2 separate regions of the Homo sapiens genome follow, and region 2 is linked to region 1. A link is a contact called in ENCODE Hi-C or POLR2A ChIA-PET data. All regions are on one chromosome and are shown on one strand. Each heading gives the region's core, a stretch centred on a gene start or an enhancer-like site at or near the end of the contact. The rest is flanking DNA. Distances are from core to core; before and after follow the strand shown.

What was found. Hi-C counts contacts between places; a loop is a spot of excess contacts on that map. ChIA-PET counts read pairs that join two places held with the same protein, here RNA polymerase II (POLR2A). Pooled maps may share reads with other maps.
Region 2: a loop to region 1 is called in a map of sigmoid colon, with 2.0 times the contacts of the local background. The contact joins two enhancer-like sites. A Hi-C loop is called at or near these places in 1 of 168 maps with a recorded cell type or tissue (sigmoid colon) and 1 of 50 pooled maps. POLR2A ChIA-PET finds 5 or more read pairs at or near these places in 2 of 52 experiments (HEK293 and OCI-LY7).

The regions. Positions count from the first base shown.
Region 1 is chr2:43,339,684-43,346,731 of GRCh38, reverse strand. It overlaps THADA (THADA armadillo repeat containing), which reads left to right. Exons shown (of 38, transcript NM_022065.5): 30 at 2,495-2,610. Among named protein-coding and RNA genes, the nearest start is that of LINC01126, 120 kb to the right of the region's middle. Within about 2 kb of position 2,596, at least 18 of the 41 ENCODE cell types and tissues checked have a DNase peak (open chromatin) inside an H3K27ac peak, as active enhancers do.
Region 2 is chr2:43,518,375-43,524,998 of GRCh38, reverse strand. All of the region lies in intron 22 of THADA (THADA armadillo repeat containing), which reads left to right. Among named protein-coding and RNA genes, the nearest start is that of THADA, 74 kb to the left of the region's middle. Within about 2 kb of position 5,003, at least 10 of the 41 ENCODE cell types and tissues checked have a DNase peak (open chromatin) inside an H3K27ac peak, as active enhancers do.

The DNA of each region.
Region 1 (7,048 bases), core at 1,347-3,846:
GTCTCTGCTGCAGCCCCTTGGACAGTGCCTGGTAATAAGAGTTGTTTAATAAATATTTGTTGACAATGTTTGCCAATTTAGGACACATAAAATGACACTGAACTTCTGAGTTCTCATGTGTGTTGGCAGTTAATCATCCTCCTTGGTTCTGGCAGCTTTGGTTTCTCTGTGCTTGGTTCAGTACAGGCCTGGGTCTGACTGCTTTCTTAGCCTCAGAATTCTTTGGGACCAGAACTTTAGGAAAGTGAGGAAGAAAGAGTTGCCTTGCTACTTGCCATCCTTTAAGAGCTGGTGGACAAATTGCCCTTCTTGGGAGCTGCCGGAGCTCCTGAGTCTGACCTTGATCAAATCTTAGTTTCAAAGGGCCTGGCCTTATACCTGGACCTCATGCCAAAGGATGGTCTCATTTTTCTTGAACCCAACACACTAAATGTCTATGAGGTTAGTTGTGTATTCAAATATTTTTATTTTCTTAAAGAAAAATATCTCAAAAACACTAACCTGTTTCATACAATTGCTTATAAAACTTTCTTTCCTTTCTCTTTCCCCTGTCTTCTCTTCTCCCTCTCCTTCCCTGCCCCATTTTTTTCCATGACTTCTCTGACCCTGGCCCTTTGACATGCTTATTTCCGCCACAGTTCTTTTCAGCGTACCTGGCTCTCCATTTGTCTCGTGTAAATAGATCGCTCTCCATTCCTGGTGAATAACCAGGGTCACAATTGTCTGGTTTGTACCCAATGTGACAGAATTGTAGGCTGATTTTCATAAACCAGAGCTACCAAGCGTTTCAAAAACAGTCTTGTTTTTGCCAAGTAAGGTGAGCAAATATAGGACTAAGTTTAAACATCCATCAGGAGTTATTTTTGAAGTGATTGCTTCTAAATGAGAAGCATTTGAAAATCTCACAGGTTTCTTTACAAGTAAATTCCGAAGTCATGCATTTTGCTGGTGTCTGCTGATTAATTGCGATCCTGTGACACCATGAAAAGCCCTGGTGGTTGGTTTTGTGCAGCTGTAGAGAAAAGTAAAGCAAAGCCCAGTGACTTTGCCAGCTCTTTCAGGACAGTGGGGATTCAGGCTGAGGAAGGTATTTTTTCCCTCTGGCAGTCACCACATAAGAACAGAAGCTCCAGCCAGACCCATTGCTCCAGACTCCACGTCGGGTGGTTTGGGTCCCTGCGGGGGTGTGGTGAAGGCATGACATTTGATCTGTTGCTTCTGAAATAACAGATCCATTATTAGACAAAGCATTTTCAGTCTCCACATTGGGACTTGTGTGCACTCTCCTGTACAGTTACTTCTGTTTAGAAGAAATTTATTTTGATTCTCTAAACAGAAGGTGCTTGGCATGTATTTGTTGTTGGTGATTGCAGACGTCTGACCCAGTAAAACCTGCCAGTCTACCCATTTAGGGTCTGATGACTCTGGATTGATTTTATCTGGCCTTTTCTGTTTCTCATTACCCCCTTCCGTATCTAACTCTCAATTATTTCACTATTGTCAGCCCATTGTTGATAGGAGAGAAAGAGAGGAAAACGTTGAATCTGGTTACACAGAAAGAATCATTCACAGCTCTAGAGAAGGATATAATAGGGAAAGAAAACAGATGTTATTAAAATAGACTTTCAGAGTTCTTAGTGTGTTTATCTATGCTTACTTTGCCACACCCACCTCTTCCTCTTGATTTAGATAAGGAGGCTGGAGACTGAAGGATTTCTCTTGACTTGCATTTCTCTCCTTGGCACTAGCCAAGGTCAAAAGATCTCATTTATGCCCTTGTCCTTATTCTTTGTCTGCTATAGATTTGTACTCCTCACAGAGGCTTTGCGGATGTCATTGCTGAATCCAGTACATACATACGTGCATACATGCATATACACGAGTATCCTTGTATAAGTGGGGCACGTCTGCATTGCTGCATTCACTCCTGACATCGAAGGGAAGATCTGCTAAAAAAAAAAAACAAAAAAAACCCTAAATAGTTACAAACATCACTGCCCAGTATTTGCTAAGGCAAGAATTAGTTTGACCTACTTCTTTAGCCACGACTGTTCTAATGAACTCAGACATGTAAACCAGTTTAGACTCTCAAACAATGTATTTTTCTTTAAATTTAAGACTTTGACTTTAAAAGGCACATTTTATTTTCATGTGCGACAGCTAACATAAAGATGTTTGCATTTCTTTGCTGAAATCAGTGTATAGGTTGTTTGTAACTAATAAACTCTTGTGGCAGATGATTGTTGGGCCACAGTCATCAGTTTTGGGGATTGTGTGAGAAACCCATAGCAAAGTATGGATTAAGGACTTGGGTTTCTCGGCACTGCTACATCCTCCAAAACCAACATGCCTTTCTGCAAAGAGACCAGAGCTACATTCTGCAGGTGTCTGTTTTCTTTGAGGGGAACATTTTAAGGAAACTTAAAAGGGAGGAACTGAGCATTTAGGAAAAATATATTTTCACAGCAGGATTTTTTTTTCTTTTTTGGTTTAGGTTTTTCATTTGTTGCAAGCCTACTCAGACTCCAAACACGGAACGAATTCAGACTTCCAGCACGAGCTGACTGACATCACTGTTTGTACCAAAGCCAAACTCTGGCTGGCCAAGAGGTATGTTAAAATCCCACATGAGCAAGGAGTTATCAGGGGTTAGGAATACATTTGAGAATTGCTGTTTCTAGTTGTGGGGAGTTTTAAAAGTCATTGGCATGAGTTTTCTAAACTTATTGGAGTATTTATCCTTTTAGAACTTTGGGTTGTGGTAAAGAAAGAAAAATATTTTCTTGACAATTTTTCTAAAACTGCTAAGTGACTGAGGGGCATGTAATATGGCTTTTTGTCTGCCCACCAATCAGCTTGTTTTTGTTGAAACCTGCTGCGTGCCCAGTCCTGTGTTAGATATTATAACAATGAAAGGCAGTAATTGACTAAATCATGTGGTACAGACTCTTAGGTGCCGTGGCAACTCAGAGATTAGAGATTGCTGTAGGCTTGAGCAGGCACTGAGGGACAGATAGGGTGTGAATAGCAAGAGGGGATGGAAGTTGCCTTTCTTAGGTGGGTAGTAAGGTAGCTTGAATAAGCAAGGCAAAAAAGAATAGAAACATATTTTTCATCCTTGCCATTGTTAGTTTATCCTGGAACTTAGAACATTTACTGTGTGAAAGATGAAGGAGTAAAAGGAATTTCTCATGTAATATACAGGGAGTCCTCTCTGTAATGCCATGTTCAAAATCTGTGTTGCAGGACTCTGGTGGTGGTAGGATAGTGTTAACTGCAAAGGCCCTCCGTAGGTCCTCTGTAAGTTCCACCAGAGTAGCTCCAGAAGAGGCGCATGTGTTAGTGTTACTACCTTTCCTGCCATAGTACACGCATTTAATTAAGAGTCAGTTTATTGGCCGGGTGTGGTGGTTCATGTCTGTAATCCCAGCACTTTGGGAGGCTAGGGCAGAAGGATTGCTTGAGCCCAGGAGTTCAAGAACAGCCTGGACAACATAACGAGACCCCATCTCTACAAAACAACGACAACAACAAAAATTAGCCAGGTATGGTGGTGCATGCCTGTAGTCCCAACTACTTGGGAGGCTAAGGCAGGAGGATGGTTTGGGCCCAGGAGTTTAAGGCTCTAGTGAGCTGTGATTGCACCACTGCACTCCAGACTGGGTGACAGAGTGAGACCTTGTTTCAAAAATAAATAAATTTCTGATGCTTAGAGTTTGAGAAACAAACAAGTTGAAAAAAAAAGAAAAAAGTATATTGGCTGTCTAAAGTAGAAGCCTCTCTTTTTTATTTTTCAAAAAGTGTGCTTTTGGTCACTTTTGTTGGGCTCTTACCTTCTGTGGCAAGTCAAGTAATGGGCTGTGTGAGGCTCTCAAATCAGTTTAATTCAACAAAGCATTGTTGAGCACAGGCTACCTGCTAGCCTTTGTGTTAGGAGATATAGGGATACAAAAATATAAAAGAGCTAGTCCTGGCTCCAGGGACTTCCAGGAAGTGAGAAAGACGTGTATAAATAATTTTCATCTGGTATATTAAGTATTATAACAAATGTCTGTAGTAGGTACAGCATTACGCCAGAAGAGGGGTGAGAGAGGGCTGACATCAAACTGGCCATCAAGAGTGAGCCAGAATTTTGCCAAGTGGCCAACACAGGTAGGGGAATTCCAGGCTTAGGTAACGGCATAGGCAGAGACACAGCAATATGAAACGGCACTGTAGGTTTGCAGAACCATAAGGAAGTTAGCCCTCTGGAACCTAAAGTGTAAGGCACAAGTGGCAGAGAATGGGGCTCAGGAAATATGCCCAGGCCACACAGTGAAAGCTCCTGTAAGAAACCTTTTGGTGAAGGAGCCAGCGGTGGATTTCCCAATGTGTGGATGTGTGTATCTCAATTATTGTCTCAACATTAATAGCTTTGGATAGGGATATTGATGGAGAAATTATCTTGTGTCTGAAATGCCGGTAAAGTTATTGGGAGCCTCTCATTTTTAGTCTGTTAGTCTATTCTCCCTTTTTTTAGACAGGGTCATGCTCTGTCACCCAGGTTAGAGTGCAGTGGCGCTACCACGGCTCACTGTAGCCTTGACCTCCTGGGGCTGAAGTGATCCCTCCGCCTCAGTCCCCTGAGCAGCTGGGACTACAGGCACACGCCACTATGCCTGGCTAATTTTTGTGGGGTTTTTTGGTGGAGAAGGAGTTTCAACAGATTGCCCAGGCTGGTCTCGAACTCCTGAGCTCAGGTGATCCACCTGCGTCGGCCTCCCAAAGTGCTGGGATTACAGGCATGTGAGCCACTGCACCCAACTTGTTTTCTCCATTTTATTTAGAGAGTAGGAGTTGCTTACCCATGAAGTGTTTACCCACGCCTAGTACCATTTGCCTTCTGTGTGGCTCTTAGCATCCCAAAGATACATATCACATCAGTACCCTCAGCTGTTTGCCAGGTAATAGGCCACTTCTTCCTACCTGTTATTTCTGGGGATCAAGAAGTCAGAGCTGTCCAGAAATTATCCTCTGAAACCTGCTTCTAGCCAGGACTGTCCCAAGTATCCTAACACTCTAGTTCTTAAAGTGCTGTAAGGAAGGAGTTTCTGCCCCCTTAGCTTGCTACTCCTTCATGCATCTCGTAGAAAGTCATTATCCACTGGCTTCCTGAGTCCATTACCTCTTGTTGGATGAGATGGAGGAGATGGAGCGGCAGGCCAGCCATTGAGTGGACCTTCATGTTGTGCAGTGCCTGAAGATGGCTGACAAAGCTGCCATCAGCTTCCTCTGCAGCTAAGAGGAAGGGAAGTCCTCCTGGCCTTTTAAAACCTGTCCTGTGGTCCCTATTGCTGTTTTCTAATTGGGCTTTCCATTCTCATTCCCTCTGCTCCCCACCCCACTTCTGATTTTTCTCCATGATTTTCCAGCTCTAGAAGACAAAGGAATGAATCACTGCAATTTACTGGGTTTCCACCTTCCTTGCCCAGAATGTAGGACAGCCACTTTTCTGTTTCCAGTACAGTCAACTCTCTATTATCCAAGTGTGAACTTTCCGCTTTGTGGGTGGTCTGTAAATGGTTCCTAACACCAGGCTTCCTTTTGCTCCCCAGCACACTTTTACAAGTGTTAATCAGAATGTGTTCAGAGCCTGAAATAGAGTTTGGAAGGAAAACATACTGCCAGACAGCACAATGCATTCCAAAGCTATGTATCAGTTTTTCTATATTATCCACATCATTGACAGGATAACTTTGAGGTTCCTAAATAGCAAATTATAGAACTGGGTATAAGTGATGAAGCCTCGGTGTCACATGCCTGCCCTGTCCCTGAGGTCCTCTTGTTCTGGGAGTTGTCTGTCTATACTAGTTAACTCCATGCTCAGACACACCCCCTCTCGTCCTAGCGGTCCCTTCTCAGAACAGACCCCTGTCTTTACTTTCTCACCTGCCTTTCCCATGAAGATATTACAGTGCAGAGTATTCCAAATTCAACTACTGAAGAGGCTTTTTTATGTCCCTGGTAATTTACACATGAAAGAAAAATAAATGTTCCTTTGAGTCTACTAAGGATTTTCTGTATCTTTTGAATATAAGCTATGAAAAATTAATGTTTTTGCAAAGAAAAAAATGTTGCCTTAAATTTTAACACCGACACCCTTTTCCTTCCCTAATTTATTTGATCATTAGCCTGAGTTTCTTCAGTCCCATAAGTACAAAAATGCTAGTGGATATGTATTTGTCCTTTTGTTCTCAAAGAAAGTTTTTAAAAAATTGATTGGCACTATTGGATAACCAATTCAGTCTTTAAATTTTGACTCTGAAATTGAGGGAACATAAAATGAAGACTTTTGTCCTATATTTGTGTTTTGACTTTGCAAGATTAATAGGGATTTATATGAGGTGATTAAGCAATAGCCATGGAGTTGTTGGGGAATTTTTGGTGATGAGTGGTCAGCTGGCAACATGGCTTCAGGAAAGGACTGGGCTTCTGCTCTTACAGGCTGCTTTTCATTCCAGGATGTCAAAGCCTTAATGGAAATCAGCTCATTAATCCTTCAAGTCCTTTCCTTCCTGTTTTCCTCCACTCCTCCCTTCTTGATCCAGTTTACTGTCTAAAGCAGTTTACTAACTACTGAAAGAAAACTAAACTGACCTAGACCAGAAACGAAATGAGAGTAGCCGTCTAGTAGGGATCTGCTGCTGTCCTGGAAAGGATGGCAGTGGGCATCATGAGAGAGGAATCACCCAGTCTGACACTCATGCTAATTACAAAAACTTTTTTTTTTAAGTTTTTTATTTATTTATTTATTTTTTAGTTTTAGAGATGAGGTCTGGCTGTGTTGCCTATGCTGGACTTGAACTCCTGGGCTCAAGCAGTCCTCCCACCAGAGTCTTCCAAGTAAGCTGGGATTACAGACATGAGCCCCATGCCCTGCCACCCTTGCTGCTTGCAGATTCCAGCTCAGCTGTCCCAGCTAGATCGCTTATTTACTTTGGCTAAGAGTTGTAATTAGTATTATATTAGGCTTAAACTTTTCAGAAGTGAATTTGGCTATCTAGTTTCT
Region 2 (6,624 bases), core at 3,754-6,253, 180 kb before region 1:
TCTGTGAGTTTTCTCCAAAAATATCATAGTAAGATTGCAGTCTTTGGTGGAGAGCATGAAAGGAAAAAAGAACAGAGGTCTAAGGACAGAGGCTTTTGAATAACTGTGGTTGAATGGTACAGTTGAAGGCATTCCGAATAAATGGAGCGGGGAGACTAGGGAATGCCCAATGCCTGGTATCTTAGCCCCTCCTAATCTAGTTTAAAGATTTTCTCATGGCTGTTACTGTTGGCTTTTAACCAACCTGTTAGGAGTTCTCAGCTGTTGCTTTCAAACCAAGTAGTTCTTGATCCCTTTAGAGACATTTCAAATCTGCTGAACAGAATGTTTTGCAGAGAACATCTTTACAGTGTGTGTGGCTTCCTTTTGTTTGGTTTTTATTTTTAAAAGAAAATTTGTTTCTTTTGGAGCCCTTTTGAGAGCGTTTTATAAGCCCTTAAGTTATGAAAAAGTTGTTTAGGCATACAACATTTAAAAAGTTTGCAAAAAGAAATCTGGGCATTCATGAAAATCCACAGAAATGGAGGCCAACTGCTGGCCACCTCTTGAACTACAGCTGTGTTAAGGAAGGAAGCACTTAAAGAGATTAATGGATAAATAACTGAAGAGTTAAACATGACCCACATTGTTTGAATTGGTTTTTAATAGGATTATGCAAAATGTCTTCAAATATAAACTGACTTCACTATTAAACAATCATCTAAGAATAAATAGGGATGGAGACATTGTTACTTTTTCTGGGAATGTTTTGAAAGCAACACTTGCAACACACATAACACAAATAGTGTGTTGAGTTAATTTTCTGTAATCTGATTTTTTTATGTCGTGCTTTCTATTTAGAAGTCAGTGAAATATTCCTGTTCTCCTTAAAAAACATCATTGCTTGCCTGTGCATAATTACTTGTCTAAGCATTTGATTGGAGTGGTTAAGTTTGTTAATGTCATAAAACTCTAAATTCAACTTTTTGGTGACATTCATATTTGCTTGTTTACTTTCTGTGATCTTATTATTTGAAGTCGTTCTTCTGATGAAAATGAACAGACTTCTAGGATGTTAAGTTGGGAATCCAACTTTAATTTGTCCAACCGTAAGATACAAACTTAACTATAAGGGGATAAAATCATTGATTATAATTCTAAATCTAGAAGGGAGATTTATTAGTGCTTGATGTTGTCTTACTCTTCAAATATTCGAATTGCTTTACTTGTAATGTAGCTTAATCTACAGATATTTATTGCAGTAATTATAATCATTTTCACATTATTGGCCTGAAAAAATTAAATTGTGACATTTAGTAGTTTTTGTCATTAAATACTAGTACTGACTCATAGACATCAACAATTCTGTGGACAGAAATCATTTAAATATGTATTTAAACTTTCATCAGTTAATTATAGCTACCATGATTCAAATTCAACAGAAAACTTTTGATGAGCAATTTAAATATAATACTGAAAAAATAATTTCTTCTACCTTTCTGGAGAATGAAAGACCAAGTCTCTAAAGAATATGCAGTTGAGAAATAAATAAATGCAGAATGTAATATATAAGATTTGGGGAAGAGTCATTCAGCTTTGAATGAAAGAATATACAATCTTGTGTAAACTTTATTTTTAATTTAATTTATTTATTTGAGACAGAATCTCTCTGTTGCCAAGGCTGGAGTGCAGTGGCATGATCTTGGCTCATTGCAACTTCTGCCTCCTGGCTTAAGTGATCAGAATCTGTCTCAGCCTCCCAAGTAGCTAGGACTTACGGGTGTCTGCCACCATGCCCAGCTAATTTTTGTATTTTTTGTAGAGATGGGGTTTCGCCATGTTGCTTAGGCTGGTCTCGAACTCCTGGGCTCAAGCAGTATCCCACCTCAGCCTTCCAAAGTGCTGGGATTACGGACATGAGCCACCGCGCCCAGCCTAAACTTTTATTTACATTTCATTTGGGAAATGTGTCTAAATAAGACACTATTTCTCACTGAGTGTCCTATTAATTTTATTTGAAATATGAATAATTAAATAAAGAATAACTAAGAGATGAGCCACCTTGGGGAGCCATATTCTTTTTTTTGTTTTGTTTTGTTGAGATGGAGTCTCGCTGTGTTGCCCAGGCTGGACTGCAGTGGCGCGATCTTGCCTGGGGAGCCATATTCTTTATAGAGAGAAAAATCCTTTTAATTTCCCTTTTCTATTGTGGATTAAAAGAATTTGGAGAAAACTAGAATGTCTTGATGTATACATTCTAAGTGTTTGTTAATGATTCCTGCATTTTTATTTTCATTTTTAAGCCTACTGTAATAGTTGAGTCAGATATTACTGTTTTTCCTCGATATTTGAACACTCATTTAAAAAGTTTTCATAATAACACTTTGTCATTTAGACAATAGCAGAGGGACTTTGTTCTCAGTGAGTAACCTCTATGCCAGCTTTTTAAGTAAAGTTTTAGAATTTTTTTAATATTAATTTTTCTCCTTGATCTTAGGGAATGATTATATTAAATAATTGAGAGAACCAGCTATCTGGTACATCTTCCAATGACTTCTTTTAATCCACTGTATCTTGTCCTTCTCCCCATGGCCCTCTGATTGGTAATTCAATTTAGATTTGGTCATTGTATTATTGCCTGTGCCTGCAGCTAAGTCTTCAAAATAGCCCCCTAATGTTTTAGCCTGCAGTAAGCCTCAATAATGTATGATAGTGGTGAGGGAGGTTAAGATGGCTTCTCTTGATATGTAGCTTTCTAACAGGATTTCATTTGGGCAAATCATTTTTCAGGCTTAAAGTTTCCTGGTGCTTCAGGGTTGTGTTCCTATTTAAAATATACATGCAAACAACCTTCCTGCACACATCTATTAGTGTTTAGTTTCATTGAAATAATAAACATGAACTTTGAAATAATAAATATAATACTTGACCAAAGATTGAATGGAGTTGAATGGGAATTTAGCTTATGAAATAATTAGAGATTGGGAAAATCTCTAAGTTAGAAAAAATAAATCATACTGAAAGAGTTTGAGGAAATGAAGGTGACATTTCTCAGTTAGCAATAGTAATATAAGTTAAAAATAGCTCTGTGCTACTACATGTAGTTGGATGGATGAAGCCATTTAAAAGCCACTTTGTAGTCAGGGAATCGGATTTATTGGTACAAAATAATTGTCTAATGACCAGTTAGTTGGGTATACAGCTTATGTAATTTGATTTTAGTCTGCGGGTTTTATTCTTATCTTAGAATACTTATCCAGTGGGAGTGAGATAGCTCTGTGGATAGGAGTTGGAGTAATCTGTTTATGGAACAATAATTTGCTTCAGTGATCTGCTCAAGACAATACAAAGGCCTGAATAGCAGCTATAGCCTGGCCTGTTCACTTCTGTTACTTTTAGTAGGGGCTTAGGCCATAGCACTTAGCATAGGAAAACAGCAACAACAAACCCCTTACCTTTTTTTTGAGCTGGAGTCTTGCTCTGTCGCCCAGGCTGGAGTGCAGTGGTGCAATCTCGGCTCACTGCAACCTCTGTCTCCCGGGTTCAAGTGAATCTCCCACCTCAGCCTCCCGAGTAGCTGGGATTACAAGAGCAAACCAATATGCCAGGCTAATTTTTTTGTATTTTTATAGAGACTGGGTTTCGCCATGTTGGCCAGGCCAGTCTTGAACTCCTGACCTCAGGTGATCCACCTGCCTCGGCCTCCCAAAGTGCTGGATTACAGGAGTGAGCCACCACGCCCGGCCCTCCCTACCTCTTTTTGTGCATCTGCCTGCCTGCCTGCCTTCTTGTCTGCCTGCCCTCCTGCCCTCTTTCCTTCCCTCTTTCCTTCCTTCTTCCCTCCCTCCCTCCTTTCCTTCCCTTCCTTCCCTCCCTTCCCTACCTTCCCTCCCTTCCCTACCTTCCCTCCCTTCCCTCTCTTTCCTCCCTTCCCTTCCTTCCCTTCCTATCCTTCCCTTCCTTCTCTTCCTTCCCTTCCTTCCCTTCATTCCTTCCCTCCCTTCCCTCCCTTCCCTCCCTTTCCTCCCTTTCCTCCCTTCCTCCCTCCCTTCCTCCCTTCCTTCTTCCCTCCCTCCCTCCCTCCTTCCCTTTCTTTTTTCTTCCCTCCCTCCCTCCTTCTTTAAGAATTTCTACTCTTCATACCGTGCTGCTTTCTAGGTTCTGATTGGGAAAGTCAGGATTTTGGATATAAAAGACTGAGGGAAGCTGGATACATTTTTAGTAAGCTTCCTTGAGAACTGGTAAACCGTTTGTTGTTGTTGTTGTTGATATATATGTGTGTGTGTGTGTGTGTGTGTGTGTGTGTATATATATATACGTATAAATATTTGAGATAGGGTCTTACTCTTTTGCCTAGGCTGGAGCACAGTGGTGTGATATTGGCTCATTGCAGCCTCAACCTCCTGGGCTCAAGCAGTCCTCTCACCTCAGCTTCCTGAGTAGCTGGGACTACAGGTGTGCACCACCATGCCTGGCTAATTTCTTTGTATTTTTTGTAGAGATGGGCTTGTGCCGTGTTGCCCAGGCTGGTCTCCAACTCCTGAGATCAAGAGATCCTCCGGCCTTGGCTTCCCAAAGTGTTGGGATTACAAGCATGAGCCACCGCGCCTGGCCATATTTTGTAGATTAATAACATTTTGTGTTACTGAGTTGTTTATGATGAACCTTGAACCCCTTTTAAGAAGGTTGCAATTTTACAATGTACTCAGAGGCTAAAGACACTGTATATTTTGTATTAATTCGACAAGATAGCCAAATAAAAACAAAATACCTTCAGACAAGAGGCTGTCTGCTTATTTAGTGGAAAGGCATTCACTAACAAAAGCAGGATTTTGGAATTCCCCATAGCTGTGGTTGGTGACTACATAGAGTTGGCTCAAAGAACCAAGGACTGTTTCACTCGAGAACCTTTCTTTTTATATCCTTGCTAGGCCCTGGATTGTGTGATGAAGAACCAAAACAAACAACTAGGGTTTGCTGTATTGTTCTTGGGAACCTTGCATGGTTTCATTTTTACCTCTCAATTCCTTCATTATCATAAACACCAGCAACCCTGGAGTTTTGAAATCACTTCCTTATAAAGAAATCTTTCCTTGCTGGGGAGCAGACAGAAGGTTCATTGAATAGTCAGAACTCTATTCTGCTTTTTATAGGCACAGTGACCTCACTATTGAGAAGACTTAGGGTTCCAGCTCCCTGCTTTTTATACCTGGTTTGTCAATTTTATGCCTACCTGCAGGCACAGCTAATGTGCGCCAGCTGGCACCAGCACTAGTTGCTCCTTAATTATTCAACAAAAGATTTCTTAAACATCTACTGTGTGCCAGATGCTGTGTTTGACTGAGCTCTCTTTGACCATTGAGAATATGATATGGTAGGCCACAGTTACTGTGAACCTAGACATAATTACCAGAGTCTAAATAGGAAACATATAACTGTGGAAGTAAGAGAGGGATGTGAGGACTTGAATAAGGGACTAAGGATTGTATGGGACCATGATGAGGAGTTTTGGGGACATTCTCATCAGGAACTACTTATGTATTTTAGAGTCATTATCTTCTCTATATAACCCAGGGAATGTTCATTGAATTTTCAAAGCATTTTTATTTTATTTTCATTCTAAAGCACTGAGAATCAAGTGATTTATCTATAGCTACACATGTAGTTGGTGATTGAGCCAGCACTAGAATCTAAATGTTTTTCTGGAATTTCATAGCATTTCAGAGGTTAGCAGTTTAACAAAAGTTTATTGATTATTGCTTTCTATAAGGAATTGTGATAGCTAGGATAAAAATATTGATAAAACATGGGCCTTGTTTTTAGAGGAACTTTCAACCTAGCATTTTAATCTTTGGGATTAGATAAGTAAGTCACATAATTTACAAGACAGACGTTAAAGACCAAGACAAAGATCCGCTCACTGAACTGTCTATCCTAGGTGATGAGAAGAATAATTAATGCCAATAACATTGGCAAAAAGCAAGGCAAGCAGGAGGGCATGATGGGAGGGAGAATAATGCTTTAAACATGCTGAGTTAAAGGTAGTTTTGGGAGGCTGCCTAGCGGGATAGCAGACAGTTGGAAATACAGGTCAGGAGATTAGCAGAGGGGTCCAGGTTGGAGATAGTGTGACCTGGGACTCCCCCAATATTTTAGCAGTAAATGTCCAGCATTCTGGGAAATCCTTTAGTCCCAGGCAAATAGGGACAGTTGTTCACTCCAGCTGGAGGTATATGTTTGAAAGTCAGCCAAACAGAGGAAATAGATGAAGCTATGGGCCTAGAGGAGATCTCCTAAAGAGGCTTAAGAAAGAAAGGAAAAAGTTATCATCTTGAATTAAATTTTATAACTATTGTTAAAACTCAGAGACATTGCTCATATGAAACATAGTTTCTACTCTGTGTTCATAAGTGTACAAACCTCGGTTAAATAACACTTTTACATGAACCTGAACTATACTTGCTTTTGAACCCTGTACTTGGTTTTGTTCTTGGGTCTTAGAGAAAAAATGATCTCTTGGGGTAGCAGTTAGGTTAATAGAGTTGATTTTGGTAAGCTGTTTGGGGATTTCAGTAGGAAATATTCTTGTATGAATACTATAACCCTGGTATGTGGAGATTTGCTGAATGTGTTTGTACGTGTTAC